Regions from separate parts of the Homo sapiens genome. Here region 2 is linked to region 1. A link is a loop called in an ENCODE intact Hi-C map of the cell type or tissue named here. Cell type or tissue: OCI-LY7. All regions are shown on one strand. Each heading gives the region's core, and the rest is flanking DNA. Links, peaks and the distances in the headings are about the cores only.

The links. Hi-C counts contacts between places; a loop is a spot of excess contacts. Peaks named below come from ENCODE experiments on the same cell type or tissue, not always from the same donor. Only the 100,000 strongest peaks of a DNase experiment are listed, where the experiment ranks them.
Region 2: it touches region 1 in a loop (6-fold over the local background); 13 of 110 quality-filtered maps call a loop at or near these places.

What each region holds. Positions count from the first base shown.
Region 1 is chr15:43,776,092-43,778,926 of GRCh38, forward strand. ELL3 (elongation factor for RNA polymerase II 3) reads right to left here and starts at 875. Exons shown (of 11, transcript NM_025165.3): 1 at 679-875; 2 at 418-453; 3 at 1-60. The coding sequence starts at 810. It also overlaps a transcript of SERF2 not described here. RefSeq lists enhancers at 316-844, 338-387, 998-1,207 and a silencer at 828-937. In OCI-LY7, for the core only: CTCF peaks have their summits at 1,471 (motif pointing left) and 1,672; DNase peaks (open chromatin) are centred at 210, 940 and 1,370; H3K4me3 peaks cover 2,449 bases; H3K27ac peaks cover 2,461 bases.
Region 2 is chr15:43,827,184-43,830,090 of GRCh38, forward strand. WDR76 (WD repeat domain 76) reads left to right here. Exons shown (of 13, transcript NM_024908.4): 2 at 782-1,183. Among named protein-coding and RNA genes, the nearest start is that of WDR76, 1.6 kb to the left of the region's middle. In OCI-LY7, for the core only: no CTCF peak of the experiment used is centred there; a DNase peak (open chromatin) is centred at 1,108; H3K4me3 peaks cover 2,500 bases; H3K27ac peaks cover 2,500 bases.

The DNA.
Region 1 (2,835 bases), core at 1-2,500:
ACACTGGGACACTATGAAGGAGAAGAGGCAGGACCAACCAGGGCCTGGGAGTCTCAGATACTGGGGGTGGAAGGAGACGGTAAGCCCCATGAAGTCAGCCCCTCCCCCTCCTGCCGCCGCCACTCGTCCGGGAGCCAGTCCGTAAGTAAGACTAAGACGGGTCCCACAGGGCTTGTTAGCACACCAGGTGCAGCTGGGCCTGAGTTCCCCAGGAGGCCGAAACAGCACAGTCCCCTCAAACCACAGCCCCCTGGGACAACCCCAGCAGCCTCCTCGCCCCACTTGGAGTTCAGTTATCGGAACTACCTCAGACCGTGACTACTCGCAGCCTCCGGCCCCGACCGCACCTTCCACCTCCAGCCCACGTTTATGCTCCCTCGCCCTCACCTCGCTCACACACCCTGAGCTCGCACTTACCCCTCGGTGGCCTTGGAAAGCAATCACCGGCCGTACCTGCGGGGAGAGCGAAGATGTGACCGTTGAGCGCAGGTGAAGCAGTGTCCCCAGGATCCGGCGTCCGGAGCCCGGGATCACCTGCCTAGCGGGCTTCACTTGGAGAGGTGGGGAGGCCAGAGCTTGCGGAAGCCGCTCCCTCTCCCCTGCACCTTCTCCAGGGTCGCCGGCTGAGGCCCAAGGTCCCTAGGGGCAGTGACTAGAGAAGAAGGGGGCCGGCCGTACCTGTTGCCGCTGACACTCTTGCAGCGCCCGCAGGGCAGCGTCGTTGAGCCTGAGCAGTAAGAGGCTAGTCCGGGCAGCTTGCGTGAAGCAGAGCCGGAGCTGTCCTCTCAGAGGCTCCTGGAGCTCCTCCATGGCGACGAGTTCGAGTGCAAGCAGCACGGGGGCCACAGGCGAGGGCCACCACCGCCACCTCCTCTGTTCAGGGTTTGGTTGGCACACCCGGTAACCCACGTCTGCCCCACCCTCCGCCAGGAACCCGCCCCCGGCCCCACCTCCCGCCAGCGCCACCCCAAGCTTTCCCAGCCGCGTGGGCGGCGCTTCGCTCTCCCCGGCCAACCGCCCGGACCTCGGCGCTTTCTTCTAGGATCCGCATGAATCGCTTTGGGCTATCGGAAGAGCTATCCCCAGTTCTCGGGAGAAAGAGTCCGCGACCAGCGTCTGACCTCTCACTCAGAGTCCCCAGTCCTGCCTTAGTTTCCCCAGCGACCCTGAATTTGGAGTTGCTGTCTCTAAGTGAAAGCTGAACCTGCAACCCCTTGAGGGTTTCAGCCGCAGAGGGGCGGGAGAAAGGGCCTGGTTGGTAGGCGGGCTCAGCGGTTCGCGCCCAGTTAGCCCCGAGCTTCGGAGACCCGAGAGACCAGAGGATGGCTGACACGAAGGGGCACCCGAGACAGCGCCTGGGCTTTTTCCCGCCCGCGGTTCCACCGCTCTGAAACCGATTTCTAACAGAGAGGTAATTGGGGCCCTGCGGTTGTGGTGGCAGCAGTGAAAGTTGGCTGTCACCGACTGGAGCGCCCCCAGTTGGTGGGCAGGGATACGGGCGCGGGTAGTGGCAGGAAAGTTGCAGGGCAGAGAGCCAGAACCCAGTCCTAGGTCTCACCTCGTGGCCTAAACACGCGTCAGAGTGGTGAGACCGCTCCCTGAGGAGGGCCAGGAGCTGCCATGAAGTCGCCAGGCATTCCAGAGGGCCAGATCCTGGTGCACTGAGACCCCAGCACCAACCTCTGGCCAGCCCTTGGTGTCTCCACTTGTTCCTGTTTGATTATGTTTCCCAAGAGCCCCGATGTTGTCCTGTTTCCTAAACAGGATCCCTCTGTTAAATCCCTGGACCTGCACAATCCCCGGGAACCTTAACGTCCTCTACTACAAATAAAATTACCTATACATTTGTCAAAACTCATAAAAAAAAAATACATTTTTTTTTTTTTTTTTGAGACGAAGTCTTGCTCTGTCGCCCAGGCTGGAGTGCAGTGGCACGATCTCCGCTCACTGCAAGCCCCGCCTCCTGGGTTCACGCCATTCTCCTGCCTCAGCCTCCCGAGTAACTGGGACTACGGGCACCCACCACCACGCCTGGCTAATGTTTTGTATTTTTAGTAGAGATGGGGTTTCACCGTGTTAGCCAGGATGGTTTTGATCTCCTGACCTCGTGATCCACCCGCCTCGGCTTCCCAAAGTGCTGGGATTACAGGGATGAGCCACCGCGCCCGGCTAATACACATAAAATTTGTATGTAAATTATACTTCAATAAAGTTGATCTTTAAAATCTGTGCTATTTCTGTTTCTCTGCGGCAATATCCTAATCTGATAAACAGTTGTGGTAATGGATAAAGCTGGTCTCTTAGCTGGGCATGGCGGTGCATGCCTGTAGTCCCAGCTACTCAGGAGGCTGAAGCAGGAGGATCGCTTGAATCCATGAATCAGGTTGCAGTGAGCCATGTTTTCGCCACTGAACTTCAGCCTGAGCAACAGAGAGAGACCCTGTCTCAAAAAAAGAAAAAAAGGCCAGGCGCGCTGGCAGATTCCATCTCAAAAAAAAAAAAAAAAAAAAAAAAAAAAAAAAAAGAGGCTGGGTGCGGTAGCTCATGCCTGTAATCCCAGCACTTTGGGAGGCTGAGGCAGGTGGATTACCTGAGCTCAGGAGTTCGAGACCACCCAGGGCAACATGGTGAAACCCTGTCTCTACTAAAACTACAAAAAAATTAACCAGGTGTGGTGGCGCACACCTGTAGTCCCAGCTACTTGGGAGGCTGAGGCAGGAGAATCGCTTGAGCCCCAGAGGTGAATGTTGCAGTGAGCTGAGATCACGCCACTCCACTCCAGCTTAGGCTGGAGTGAGACTCCATCTCAAAAAGAAACCTGAGTTTTGCTGAATA
Region 2 (2,907 bases), core at 1-2,500, 51 kb after region 1:
TGGCACCGGGGGTAGGCGGGGGATCCCTGCCCTTAGGCCTTCAGCTTTGACGAAAGGTTCTTATCAATAACCCGAGAAATAGTGGGAGAGTCACATCTGGGATTCCCTTTCTTCAACCTTCTGCGTTTTCTTCTGCCACAGTTATGATCGGCTTCACACTCTTTAAATAATTCCAGACAATCCGCAGCTGACAGTTGGGGTATTTGCCCCAGTCACAAATGCTAGTCATTATTATTATTGGTCTGGAAAACTTATGGGCAAATGTGCCCAGTAAGTGAATTCTACTGAGGTTAAGGTTAGTGAATTACATATCTAGGATTTTGGAGGGGAAAATAAGTTTTCTTACGAAGGGTGTCAATTTGGATTTATTTATTTTTTTGAGCTTAAGTCTCACTCTGTTGCCCAGGCTGGAGGGCAGTGGTGTGATCTCGGCTCACTGCAACCTCCGTCTCCCGGGTTCAAGTGATTCTTCTGCCTCAGCCTCCTGAGTAGCTGGGACTACAGGCGTGTGCCACTATGCCCAGCTAATTTTTGTATTTTTAGTAGAGACAGGTGGTTTCATTATGTTAGCCAGGATGGTCTCGATCTCCTGACCTCGCGATCTGCCCGATTGGGCCTCCCAAAGTGCTGGGATTACAGGCGTGAGCCACTGCACCTGGCCTCAATTTGGATTTATATTGTCTTTGGGAAATGGGAATTATTAGATCTGTTAGGGATCCTGTAAGAAAAGGCACAGGACTTGGAGTTCTAATATTCTGTTTTCTTTTATTGATCTGAATAGGTAAATGAATATAAAGAAAATCAAAACATCGCTTATGTGTCTCTGAGACCAGCACAGACTACAGTTTTAATAAAAACAGCTAAGGTCTATCTTGCCCCCTTTTCACTCAGTAATTACCAGCTAGACCAGCTTATGTGCCCCAAATCCCTATCAGAAAAGAATTCTAACAATGAAGTGGCGTGTAAGAAGACTAAAATAAAGAAAACTTGCAGAAGGATTATACCTCCAAAGATGAAAAACACATCTTCCAAGGCAGAATCCACGCTGCAAAATTCATCCTCAGCTGTTCATACTGAAAGTAACAAGCTACAACCCAAGAGAACGGCAGATGCGATGAATCTCAGTGTTGATGTGGAAAGTAGTCAGGATGGAGACAGTGATGAAGATACCACACCATCCCTGGTAAGAACTTAATTAGTAGCTTGTTCTGGTTTCTCTTTTTTGAAATTTGAAGTTCTGATAAATCGAAGTTTTTCGAGGATCTCTCTGGTACAAACAAGTTATTTCATCATCTAATGTAAGTATAAATGTAATAATACATTTTTATTATTTTTAAGGTTTAACAAATAACTTCCTTGGGTTATTTTTGCTCTTGCTGTTGATGTGTCAATGAAAGGATTGACTTAATCTTTACTCTGCTTCCTTTTTTCTTTCTCTAAACTAACTGCATATATTTTTGGGTTTAGTCATACTTTATGGTGCCTTTCTCACCTTTACATGTTTATGTACAGTATATCAGAAGTCATCAGTTTGTGGGACATGGTATTGACTGACCTTTGATATCAGGGTAGGGAAACATAAATTGATTCTATGGTTGTGTTGAATAATATTTCCTTTAAATGCAAAACGAGACAAATGACAGAGTAGGTAAGATACATGAGAAACACATTTGTTCTGTGTAATTCCAATCAATTTAAGGAATTTGGTGTGTAATTTTTTTCTTTTTTTTTTTTTTGGAGACAGAGTCTCGCTCTGTCGCCCAGGCCAGAGTGCAGTGACGCTATCTCGGCTCACTGCAACCTCGGCCTCCCAGTTTTAATAGATTGTCCTGCTTCAGCCTCCTGAGTAGCTGGGATTACAGGCGCGTGCCACCACACCTGGTTAATTTTGTGTTTTTAGTAGAGACGGGGTTTCACCATGTTTGTCAGGCTGGTCTCTAACTCCTGACCTTGTGATCCACCCGCCTCAGCCTCCCAAAGTGCTGGGATTACAGGGGTGAGCCACTGCGCCCAGCCTGGTCTGTAATTCTTTTGGCTTCTGCTGCCTACCAGGAGCGCCGTGCTCCATTCAAAGTGACAAATTTTAACTGGACAAGATAAAACATACATAGCACATGACACAATGTTGATGGAACTCAGAAAACAGAAAATGATCCTAGGGAAAGGGAGATACTATAATTGAAGGCTTGTTGTTATGAAATAGAAGTTTGCTTTATGCTTTCTCGTCCCAGAGTTAAGAACCAGGACTCATAGTGGGACAGCATGGGGTAAGTATTAAATGAATTGGACTTGGGGTTGAGAGCCTAGCATGGCCACTTTTTTTTTTTTTTTTTTTTTTTTTTGAGACGAGTCTTGTTCTGTTGCCCAGGATGGAGCGCAGTGGCATGATCTCGGCTTACTGCAAGCTCCTCCTCCCGGGTTCACACCATTCTCCTGCCTCAGCCTCCTGAGTAGCTGGGATTACAGGCGCCCGCCACCATGCCCGGCTAATTTTTTATATTTTCAGTAGAGACAGGGTTCCACCATGTTCGCCAGGATGGTCTCGATCTCCTGACCTCATGATCCGCCCGCCTCGGCCTCCCAAAGTGCTGGAATTACAGGCGTGAGCCACCGCGCCTGGCCTAGCACGGGTACTTCTAAGAAACCTTGTTCCTTTAAGCAAATGACCTTAGGGGATTGGATAAAATCTGTGGTTCTCAAACTTTAGGCTATATCAGAATTACATGGAGAGTTTGTTAAAACTCCATTGCAGGGCCCCACCAACAGTTTCTGATTCAGAAGTTGGGGCATACAATTTGCATATCTTTTTTCTTTTTCTTTCTTTCTTTTCTTTTTTTTTTTTTAATGGAGATGTTGGGATGTTTGTGGGGTGGAGGTTGGGAGGTGTTGCCCAAGCTGGTCTTAAGC